Regions from separate parts of the Homo sapiens genome. Here region 1 is linked to region 2. The links are chromatin contacts, found by Hi-C or POLR2A ChIA-PET in ENCODE. All regions are on one chromosome and are shown on one strand. Each heading gives the region's core, a stretch centred on a gene start or an enhancer-like site at or near the end of the contact. The rest is flanking DNA. Distances are from core to core; before and after follow the strand shown. Region 1 overlaps CLTC (clathrin heavy chain). Region 2 overlaps TRIM37 (tripartite motif containing 37).

What was found. A loop is a pair of places that touch in the nucleus more often than their neighbours do. ChIA-PET counts read pairs that join two places held with the same protein, here RNA polymerase II (POLR2A). Pooled maps may share reads with other maps.
Region 1: a pooled map shows a loop between it and region 2 (4-fold over the local background). The contact joins two enhancer-like sites. A Hi-C loop is called at or near these places in 1 of 50 pooled maps. POLR2A ChIA-PET finds 5 or more read pairs at or near these places in 2 of 52 experiments (HCT116 and activated CD4-positive, alpha-beta T cell).

What each region holds. Positions count from the first base shown.
Region 1 is chr17:59,638,531-59,644,225 of GRCh38, forward strand. All of the region lies in intron 1 of CLTC (clathrin heavy chain), which reads left to right. Among named protein-coding and RNA genes, the nearest start is that of CLTC, 21 kb to the left of the region's middle. RefSeq lists a silencer at 3,732-3,811. Within about 2 kb of position 3,706, at least 6 of the 41 ENCODE cell types and tissues checked have a DNase peak (open chromatin) inside an H3K27ac peak, as active enhancers do.
Region 2 is chr17:58,999,539-59,005,569 of GRCh38, forward strand. It overlaps TRIM37 (tripartite motif containing 37), which reads right to left. Exons shown (of 24, transcript NM_015294.6): 23 at 2,060-2,176. Among named protein-coding and RNA genes, the nearest start is that of TRIM37, 100 kb to the right of the region's middle. RefSeq lists enhancers at 1,715-2,914, 1,859-2,098, 2,149-2,198. Within about 2 kb of position 2,058, at least 22 of the 41 ENCODE cell types and tissues checked have a DNase peak (open chromatin) inside an H3K27ac peak, as active enhancers do.

The DNA of each region.
Region 1 (5,695 bases), core at 2,456-4,955, 640 kb after region 2:
TGGAAGAAAATTTTTCCACCGGTTGGGGGTGGGAGTGGGGGTGGGATGGTCTCAGATGAAATTGTTTCACCTCAGATCACAAGGCATTCGTTAGATTCTCATAAGGAGTGAGCAACCTAGATCCCTCGCTTGCACAGTTCACAATAGGGTTCGCGTGCCTATGAGAATCTAATGCCGTGGCTGAAATGACAGGAGGTAGAGCTCAGGCGGTGATGACTGCTCATTGGCTGCTCACCTTCTTCTGTGTGGCCCAGTTGCTAACGGAATACTGGTCTGCGGCCTGTGGTTCGGGATCCCTGCTCTAGATTATGGGGAAGCCGAAGTACTATTTTCTCATTATAAAAACAGAATCCTACCTTTTACTCCCCACCTCCCCCTGTTAATAGAAGTTGGAATGGAGAAGGAAGGAGATGCATTTTAAAATCATTTGTAACATGTAACTCCAGGGTACTTCAGAGTTTTAAAGAATAAATAGGGAATAAATTTGTTTAATTGCCTTTTTAGATCCAGGTTTAGGTGTCAAGTCCTAAAGTAGTGCCACTTGCAGACCAAAATCGAATCTGGAAACCAAATGAGTTACAAAGTTTGGGTGCTTTTCTGTAAAAACAAGGAAGCAGTTTATTTGTATACTTTTGTGTCTTGTGCCATTCTGTTGGAAAAGGGCGGAGGAAATACATACTTTCATATGCTACAGGATAACTCTGAAATGCAAAAGTATCTCTAATTGCTTAGGGGAGAAGGGTATTACTGGAAAGACGGGGTGGGTGACTTTTCATAGTATAACCTTTTGTAAGATTTTAGTGCTTTACTGTATGCACGTGATAACTATTCAAAAAAACAAGCCCCTTTTTTTGGACCCAGTTTATTGACTCCATATTCTTATAACAGCAAAATAAAAATTCTTTTAAGTTAAAAAAAACTTTATCATAGGAATTTCCAAGCATATGTTAAAATAGGATATCTCCAGCTTCAACACTAATGGCATTTTGCAGATTGAGAGGATAATAAAATGTAGCTGTAGTTTGGATACATGTATCCAGATATATTACATGTATTTCAGATATGTCCTCTGAAAATACCTGCAAGTTTATAGAGAATGTTGTATATGTCCTTTGACTTTATCCATGCTTAGTTCCATAGTGTATAATTCAGTTTATGGCTGGGTACAGTGGTTCATACCTGTAATCCCAACACTGGGAGGTCGAGCTGGGAGGATTACTTGAGCCCAGGAGTTCGAGACCAGCCTGGGTAACATAGGGAGAACCTGTCTCTTAAAAAAAAAAAAAAATTAGCCAGGCATGGTGGCGCCTGTAGTCTCAGGTACTGAGGAGGCTGAGGTAGGAAGATCACTTGAGCCTGGGAGGTCGAGGCTGCAGTGGTACCACTGCACTCCAGCCTGGGCAACAGGGCAAGACCCTGTCTCAATAAATAAAGAATAAAAATACAATTCAGTTTCTGTGGTATAGCTTATATGCCATCACACCTTTATAACTGACTGAGAATACTTTATGGTTACTATGTGCTGTTTTGAAAATAAAACCTGTTTAAAAATATGTTGCATTTTAAAAGTTTTAATCTATATTGATATTACTAGACATAGTTATATAGTTTGGCCACCCTGTTACATGCTCCTACTGTAAGGGTATACCTAAACCAGACTTGCAGTTAATAAGAGTGACTTGTCCTATTATTGTGTGCTTTGGCATATTTCTCTTTTGAGTATATAACAGGAAAATATGGGAAGAATTGCTGAGTGTTCTAGACATTCTCACTCAAAAGGAACATCAGTAAGGAAAACAATCTTACCTACCTTATTTGAAGAGGTGGAAGCAAATTTAACCTTCTCTTAGCCAATACGGTCACTTGAAGTTCTTTTTTTTTTTTTTGCCAAAGTCTTGCTCTGTCACTCAGGCTGGAGTGCAGTAGGGCGGTCTTGGCTCACTGCAACCTCCGCCTCCCGGGTACAAGCGATTCTCCTGCCTCAGCCTCTGGAGTAGCTGGGACTACAGGCGTGTGCCACCATGGGCCCGGCTAATATTTTGTATTTTTAGTAGAAACGGGGTTTCACTGTGTTAGCCAGGATGATCTCGATCTCCTGACCTCGTGATCCACGCCCCCTTGGCCTCCCAAAGTGCTGGGATTACAGGCATGAGCCACCACGCCCAGCCGAAGTTCCTGTCTTTTTTTCCTCACAATTAGGAAGGCTATATAGGAAGGAGCAGGGTCCTGTTCAGTTGTGTAAATGACCACCACTTAAGTGTGCTTTTTTAATATGTTTAAACATGTGCCATTATTAAGAATTTGACACGGCTGGACGCCGTGGCTCATGCCTGTATTCCCAGCACTTTGGGAGGCCAAGGCGGACGGAACATGAGGTCAAGAGATCGAGACCATTCTGGCCAACGTGGTCAAACCCCATCTGTACTAAAAATACAAAAATTAGCTGGACGTGGTGGTGCACGCCTGTAGTCCCAGCTACTTGGGAGGCTGAGGCAGGAGAATTGCTTGAACTGGGGAGGTAGAGGTTGCAGTAAGCCGAGATCATGCCACTGCATTCCAGCCTGGTGACAGAGCGAGACTCGGTTTCAAAAAAAAAAACAAAAAACTTGCAACTTCAGAATTATGTTCATGTTTGCTGGTGTTTTAACTCAAACTGGGACATAAATCCTAGGGAAGTAACCCATATCACTGTTGTTCTAATAACTGCATTCGTAGTAGAATAACACTACATTCACTAGTAGAGGCTGAGGGAGAGAGGAAAAGAAGGAATTACAGGTTACAGGCTACTTTTCTGTTCTTGTCTAGACTGAGGCTGACTGACTTGTCTAGACTGAGGCTGAGGCAGGTGGACCATGAGGTCAGGAGATCGAGACCATCCTGGCCAACATGGTGAAACTCCATTTCTACTAAAATACAAAAAATTAGCCGGGCATGTTGGCGCACTCCTGTAGTCCCAGCTACTCGGGAGGCTGAGGCAGGAGAATCACTTGAACCTAGGAGGCAGAGGTTGTAGTGAGCTGAGATCGAGCCACTGTACTCCAGCCTGGCTGGCGACAGAGCAAGACTCCATCTCAAAAAAAAAAAAAAAAAAAAAAAAGAGTTTGTCACTTGCCTCCTGTTTAATTTTGCATTTTTTAAATAAAGTATATCTATTCCACATGGACTATTTTGATTAGTACCAATACATTCCTGAAGGAGATCAAAGATATATATGCATAGCTCTCTTGGTAGCATATGTTTAATGAGAAAGTAATATAAGGATTACATAGATTAGGGTTGCAGGCAGTTCTGTCACTTTAAAGCCAGATCTTTTATTTACCTTATTTTTTAAAGTTTTTGCAGAGATGGGGTCTCATTATGTTGCCCAGGCTGGTATCAAACTCCTGGGCTCAAGTGATCCTCTCATCTCAGCCTCCCAAAGTGCTGGGATTATAGGTGTGAACCAAGGTGCCAGGCCAAATCTTTGTTGTTTTTTTTTTTTTTTTTTTTTTTTACAAGTAAAATACCCTGAGGCTGAAGGTCATTGCTAACTGATGCAGCGTGTTTTTCTTACTGCTTTTTTTCTGGGGATCTAACAAGGAATTGGAAACACAGGTTTTTGACTTTCCTTTTTCCTCCTCATTGTTTTCTGATAGTGTTTTCTTAAAGTCATCTTCCACCTGCCTCTGAAGTTGAGAAGTAGGAAGGAATCTGTTAGAATCACTTGGGGTTCAGTTAGTAGTGTCTGTGGTTTGCTTCCTTTTGTGGTTTTGAATTTAATTTCACTATTTGACTAACACTATTTTTACTCCGACTTCCTCAAACACTGTGGGACTTAAGCTGTGACAGGTGAAACTCAGTGCCTTAGATGAAGGCTTGGTAGAGACTTAGAAACATAGAATTCTTACAGGGTAGCTTAGGATTCTTACAGCATAACTTACTGCTTTTAGGTATATAGCTCTATGAACTTTATGAGCCCACTGGAATGTTTTCTCCAATTATCGGAAAGGATAATTATCAATTAAACTTAAGGAGTCTAAGGACCCTCTACTCAGAAAAATAGATGTGAGATCCTGTCTCAAAAGAAAAGTTAAAGTCAGGAAGAAGTTAAAATTAATGGTTTATAAGGCTTTACTATAACTAAATACATTATAAGTTACATACTTTAAAGCTAGTGTATTTGCCTTGCATTACAGCATATACTTGAGCTTGTAAAGCAGGTTAATCTACTTTATTACGATGTTTGTATTAATGGTTAGAGAGTTGTTTGACTTCTTGCCCCTATATTCAGTGACTGAGTTACTGTAACTACACTTTATAACTGAGTTATAACATTAATAACTTAATACCAGTAGTAATTGAGATAGAAGAGTGAAGAGAAAGTAAAATGTAGCCTTGTAGTCTTATGTTATATCTTATTCAGAGCCTGGCCTGGTTATGTTTAAGCACTATTAGCAGAAGAGTTTCAGAAGAGAATTTAAATAAAATACAGTTAACTTGGCTGGTTTAGTCCATAAGATAATAGTGACAGTGGTGGTGTTTGTGGAGGAAAACTGTATTGCTAGAGGACAAGGGTGACAGAAAGACTTGATTTTTTTTTTTCCATGCTTTTTCTTTTCTGGGGTGTGTGTGTGTGTGTGTGTGTGTGTGTGTGTGTGTATTTTGTACCATGCGAATTTATTATATTACCTTTGGAGGAAAGGGGGATAAAACTAGTCTGGCCAAGGCTAATAAAATAAAGCCTCCATGTAGCTTCTTTTAGTAGGACTTAATCTGTTACAACATAGTTAGTCACCCAGAGTATTAATAACCCACTATGGTAGAGATTTCTTCCTAGTAACAAGTGACTTTTGTTCTTACATACTTAATTGGTTTGCAAAGACCTACCATCTTTAGATCCACTATATTTGTTTAGCAGATACTTTAGTATTTTCTGAGTACACAAAGCAAATCTAATTCCATTATTTTCCTTGTTAAAATCCTTAAGTAGCTCCCTTCGCCTGTAGAATAAACTCAGGATTCTTACTGAGGTATGTTTAGCTTGTTGGTCTGGCCCTTGCTCATTTCTCTAACCTTAATTGTGTACTCCCTCAATCCTATAGTGTTACAAAAGTACTTGTAGTTCCCTTAGCCAACCACACTTTTACGTCTCTGTGCTTTACCACATGCTCTTTCTGTTGAGAATTCTCTCGCCTGCCTCCTTTGAACACATTGCTTTAGCTGTGTAGCCTTTGACAAGATCCCTCTTACATATCTTTGTTTTGGCACTTTTTGCACAGAATTAGAACTTGTTTGCTCTTGCTATTCAAGTTCCTTTATTTAGATCAAGAATTCTGTGACATTTTAGATCTTTTTATGCTTGTAACTTAATTTTTCAGCTTCTTGAAGCGTGAACAAATAACTGCTACATGTTAAGGGGGGTGAGAGAGGACTGGTCCAATAGTTCCAAGGTCTTAAAATAAATCAAGAAACTCAATTACCTCAAATCCCTTGAACCATGCATGCTACCTTGCAGATGTTGCTCTTTCCTTTAACTTCATCTGTATTTGTTCTGCCTCTTATTTGAAACAGTTGAATGGCATGTTTGTTTGAAGAAGAGAAGGTCCAATACTTGGCTATTAATAGTCTCTCTTTAATTAACATAATGTAGATGTTATTGTGACCTTGAAGCATTAATGTTAAGTGAGGATTTGTGTTGATGAGCATATATGAATGT
Region 2 (6,031 bases), core at 808-3,307:
ATAATCTTACCAAATGTGTTATTTAAGTGATAAAGATGTGCTGGGTTGTGAACAAATCTCTGTCTTCAGAGAATTTGTGATCTGAGTCAGGTATAAGCAAACACAAAGGAAAAATAAAGGAGAAAAAAACAAAATGTGTAATAGACACCCACAATTAAAAGATGACAGGAATTGTCTCATTTTGTCCTCCTGGGGACAATCTGGGGACAGCTTAAAAAGGGAACAAGAAGCAATGGTGTATATTCTCAAGATTCAAGACCTTATAAACATAAAACATATTTCAAAGCCAATTAAACTACGCATTCAAGTATCACTACAAAAACCCACCAGCACTCCAAATAACTTGCACAAAATTTGGATGCTTATTTTAGAAGCAGAGGAAGTTACTAAAGATGCCTTAATACTTACAAATCATCAAATGCTTGGTTCTGTATTGAAAAAGATACCAGAGCACCAGGAAAATATGCAAAATATAAAGCAGAAAATGGCATAGGCTTAACAATGTTGTCACTCCAGGATATCTTGCAGAGGAATGTTCAGATTGATTATTAAGGCCTCTGGGTAACTTTAAATGTGTATTTCTCTAACTTGACAGTATATCCTTTTACTGATTAATCTGTATTCCAGAAAACTGCTTGACAGCAGAATACTTATGGTATATCCACATGATAGAATATTAGGTTGCCATAAAAAATGAAGTTTATGAAATTTTAAATAACATACAAATATATTTAAGTGAAAAAAGCAGAATAAAAAACTATTTATAAAATATTTAGGTAGGGCTGGCATGGTAGCTCACACCTGTAACCCCAGTACTTTGGGAGGCCAAGGTGGGCAGATCACCTGAGGTCAGGAGTTCGAGACCAGGCTGGCCAACATGGTGAAACCCTGTCTCTACTAAAAATTACAAAAACTAGCTGGATGTGGTGGCACATGCCTGTAGTCCCAGCTATTCAGGAGGCTGAGGTGGGAGAATTGCTTGAACCCAGGAGGCAGAAGTTGCAGTGAGCTGAGATTGTGCCACTGCACTTCAGCTTGGGAGACAGAGCAAGACTCTGTCTAAAAAAAAAAGAAGAAGAAATGCAATGCAAATAAGACAGAAGAAAACAAGGGAAAATATTAATAGTAGGTTTCTCTTGTTTTTTTCCTAATAACTTTTTTGGGGGTAGGAGGGAATAAAAATTATTTCATAATCTGCATGTATTTCTAAGTTATTTTTATTTTAAAAGGTTAAAGTTATCTTACAGTAGGCTAGAAAAGGAAAAAAAACCCAAACATCTGAAATCTCCCCAGGGATTGGCAATCATTTCCTATGAAGGGTAAATATTTAGGCATTGTAGGCCACAAATGGACTCTCTTGAAAATTCTTCTTTGGGCTGGGCACGGTGGCTCACGCCTGTAATACCAGGACTTTGGGAGGCCAAGGCAGGTGGATCACGAGGTCAAGAGTTCGAGACCAGCCTGGCCAACATGGTGAAACTCCATCTCTACTAAAAATACAAAAACATTAGCCAGGCGTGGTGGTGTATACCTGTAATCCCAGCTACTCAGGAGGCTGAGGCAGGAGAATCGCTTGAACCCAGGAGGCGGAGGTTGCAGTGAGCCAAGATCACGCCACAGCACTCCATCCTGGGTGACAGAACAAGACTCCATCTCGGGGCAAAAAAAAAAAAAAAGAAAAAAAAAACCCACAAAGAAAATTCTTCTTTGTTTCTTTTGCTTGGTTTTTAAAGACTCTTTACAAAGTAAAAACCATTCTCAGGTCACAGACTATACAAAAGCAGGTTGTGGACCCCGTCTCTGCCCAGTAAGTAGCACTCATTAGGTGCAACCAAGCCAAATATTACTGGCTGTGTTTTTTTAGTACTCACCATAATAGTTAACCAAAGAATGTTGTCTCACAAATGACAATAATTAAAAAAAAAAAAAAAGAAGTAGAAGCAGAAGAAGCAAAAGCAGTAGAGCGGAAAAAGTAGAAGTAGCAGCAGCAGAAGAAGAAGAAAGAGAAGCGGCAGCGGTGGTTTTAGTAATCTGTGTAAAATGACATCATGTGCTGCACCTTCATCCGGGGGCTGTGTCATGACCATGAAGGAGTCGTGAAACCCGCCCACACTGGTATGCTCTTCCTGCTCCTCATTCTCAGTGTCACATTCAATGTCACTGTCGCTACTCATTCCTGGCAGGAAGGAAGGAGAACATGTTTCTGAAAAGAAACCACTGTAAGTAAAAGGAAACAGAAATCTCCGTATCTGCTAAACTGAGATTCCTATTGAATTTTACATGGAATGCCAAGAATTCAACAAACTAAACACTAACAAAACAAAGACAAAAGTAACCGCACAAACCTCGATTCTCTTTAGCTATTTAGAGTGGTTTTATTTCTGTTCTCAAAGTTTAAAATTGCCCTTTCCATAGTACCTGAAAGTTATTATTTGAAACCAGCATTAATTTTATTATACTGATAATACTTTTTTCCAAATCAAACACTGTTTTTTTTTCAGTCACAAGAGATAACAGGAACTCTTTTAATCCTGATTCATTATAGACATAATTATATTCCCTAGCCTAAAACATAAATATAAATGTGTTATACAAATCCACATGGTGTATGAATATTAGAAATTCTGGCAATTCTAATAATAGTTTGTATTCTAATTGGGCATCTAATTTTTTTGTGTATGTCGGTTGATTTGTATTTATTTTTATTTTTTGAGAGACAGGGTCTCGCTCTGTCACCCTAGGCTGGGCTGCAGTGGCCTGATCATAGCTCACTGCAGCCTCAAACTCCTAAGCTCAAGGGATACTTCCGCCTTAGCCTCCCAAGTAGATAGGTCCACAGGTACATGACACCATGCCCTGCTAATTTAAAAATTTTTTGGAGGGACAGGGTCTTGCTATAATATGTTGCCCAGGCTGGTCTTGAAATCCTGGGCTTGAGAAGAGATCCTCCCACTTTAGCCTCTTACAGTGCTGGGATTACAGGTCACTGTGCCTGGCCACATCAGTTGATTTTTAAAAGAATAATTCTATAAAAAGTATTTGTTTCAGCAAGATAGCAATCAAGAAAACCTGAAAATCTTTCTGCTACAAATCCTTACAAATAGCAAGATAAAATATAAATGTAAAACATTATTTTAATGAACAAGCACATTAAAAGGCAGAAAGGAAATCCACAGTGTCAGAAACAAAGAAAGATAAGGAACTTTCATTAGTGGGTCAGGGACCACAGTTGCCCTGGAGAGCTTCCTGTGAGGATTTTTAAACACTGCCTTGGGATAGAAAAATGAACCCCCCACAGAAAGGGAATTAAAAGTGAGACTAAAACTCCACCCCCTGCATAATGTTAAAATTTTTGTTTGTTTTCTTGAGACAGGGTCTCACTCTGTTACCCAGGCTGGAGTACAGTGGTGCAATCATGGCTTACCACAGCCTTGACCTCCCAGGGCTCAGATGATCCTCCCACCTCAGCCTCCCAACAGGCCTGTGCCATCACACCTGGCTAATTTTTGTAATTTGTTAGTAGACATGGGATTTCGCCATGTTGCCCAGACTGGTCTTCAACTCCTGAGCTGAAGTGATTCACCCGCTTTGGCCTCCTAAAGTGGTGGCATTACAGGCATGAGCCACCATGCCTGGCCAATGCTAAAATTCCTATTGAAAGAACAGACTAGAAAAATGTCTGCCTACTGGCATAGGAAAACAGCAAGGAATTTTGTCTGTTTCTACTGGGCTCTGAAGAGGGGGAAAAAAGTCTTACCTCAAAATTCAAAGTAAGATTTATGTGCCTAATTTCGGTTTGGGATTTAAGGTTGAGGTTCAAATTTTAAGAAATTAACATAAAAATTGTTCAGGAGCTAGTGTTATTTGAATAAAGCAAAAGTAAAATCCTCTCTGGAAGGAAGGTTCTAGGTACAATGGAGCAAGCACATTCCACTCTATCTTTTCCACTGAAAGTAGCAATAAAACCTGGAGAGATGGGTAGTGTAGTTATTTAAGGATATTCATAGTTATTTACTTTGAAAAGTAAATAGAAACAGGCATACTGATGAAGACTGAATTTGAATGACAGCAAAACTGGCAGATTAAAACAAGACCCAGAGTCTTATTAAAAAAAAAAAAAAAAACCTAATGAAAATGTTCAGGATACAACCCCAAATTATTCAGCATATGAAAAACCAGGAAAGACAACCAACAAACATCAATGATGAGATGACACAGATGTCTGGAATTATTTAAGGGCTTTAAAGCTAGATAAAATGCTCATCAGCCAGGCCTGGTGGCACATGCCTGTAGTCCCAGCTACTTGAAAGGCTGAGGCAGGAGGATCGCTTGAGCCCAGGAGTTTGGGACTAGCCTGGGCAACTTAGCAAAGCCCCATCTCTATAAAAAAAAAAAAAAAAAAAAAAAATTTAAAAATTAGCCAGGCACACATTGGTGTGCACCTGTAATTGTCCTAGCTACTAGGGAGGCTGAGGAGGGAGGCCCACTTGAGCCCAGGAGTTCAAGCCTGCAGTGAGCTATGATTGTACCACTGTACTCCAGCCTAGGTAACAGAACACAAGACCCTGAGGGACAGAGGAAGGAAGGAAGAATTAAGAATGAAGGGGATAAAGGGACTGGTCTAAATTGTGTCAAATAGAATGCCATAGAGATAGCAAAAATAACAAAGGAGAGACAATAGATAAAAGGAAAAAAGTTGAAAATTTTGTAGAATTATAAAAAACATTCTGAATTAAATACAAATAAAACATATCAAAATTTGTGGGATGTGACTATAGCAGTGCTTAAAAGGAAAGGTATGACATTATTTATATTAGAAGAGAAAATATCTCAAATCAATAATCTAAACTACTACTTTAAGAAACTAGAAAAAGGAAATTAAACTCAAAGCAAGTAAAAGGAAGGAAATAATAAAAAACATAATAAAATCAGCAGAAAAACAAAAAAACCACAATGAAACAAAATGGTGTTTCTTTGAAAAGATCGATAAAGTTAAAAAAGCCTCTAGGTAGATTCACTAACAAAAAGAGAGCAAACAAAATTTCCAATATCAGGAATGAAAGAGGACATCAACTACAGGTTCTATAAACAGTAAAATATAATAAAATGCTATCAGTAACTGTATGCTCATGAAACCAAAAACAGATGAAATGAGCAAATTCTTTCCTAGGTACAAACTACCAAAGGTTACTCAAGGAAAAATCGATGGGTATTTTAACTCTTAAAGAAATAAAATCTGCTCTAGTTTAAAAAGCTTCCAACAAAGGCAACTGTGGCCCCACATGGCTTCAGTGGTACACTCTTCCTTTTCTCTTTTTAAGAAGAGTTTGGTTAGCATTATTTCAGCCTTAAATATTTAGAAATCGTCTCCATCTTCAGCAAAACAAAAAAACAAAAAAACAAACTTTCCTGTTCTAAAAGAGTGAAGAGTTTACAACAATTTTATGAAGTAGGGGAAAAAGAAAAAGAGCAGAGACGGTTAAAGAGGCCAAAACTAGCTAGTTCTGTGAAGCACCACCTCCACCTTGTGGCCCTTCATGGAACTGTTGCTGAAAACACTAAAACACACTGAGTTGAACTTCAAGGCACAAATTTGACCTCTTATTAGTAGTGTTTCTGAATTCCCGACAAATACCAACCTTCAGGATTCAAAAACAATGAATTGGAATTCTCTGGAATTCCCCAAATCTACATTATTCTTTTAAAAAAGTTATTAAATACATTTTTCAAACTCTATTCATTACATGTGTATCTTTTTTTTTTGAGACGGCGTCTCACTCTGTCACCCAGGTTGGCGTGCCACTGCGTGATCTCAGCCTACTGCAACCTCCACCTCCCAGGTTCAAGCAATTCTCCTGTCTCAGCCTCCCAAGTAGCTGGGATTACAGGCATGTGCCACCACACCCAGCTAATTTTTTTGTATTTTTAGTAGAGATGTGTTTCACCATACTGGCCAAGCTGGTCTCGAACTCCTGACCTTGTGATCTACCCGCTTCGGCCTCCCAAAGTGCTGGGATTATAGGTGTGAGCC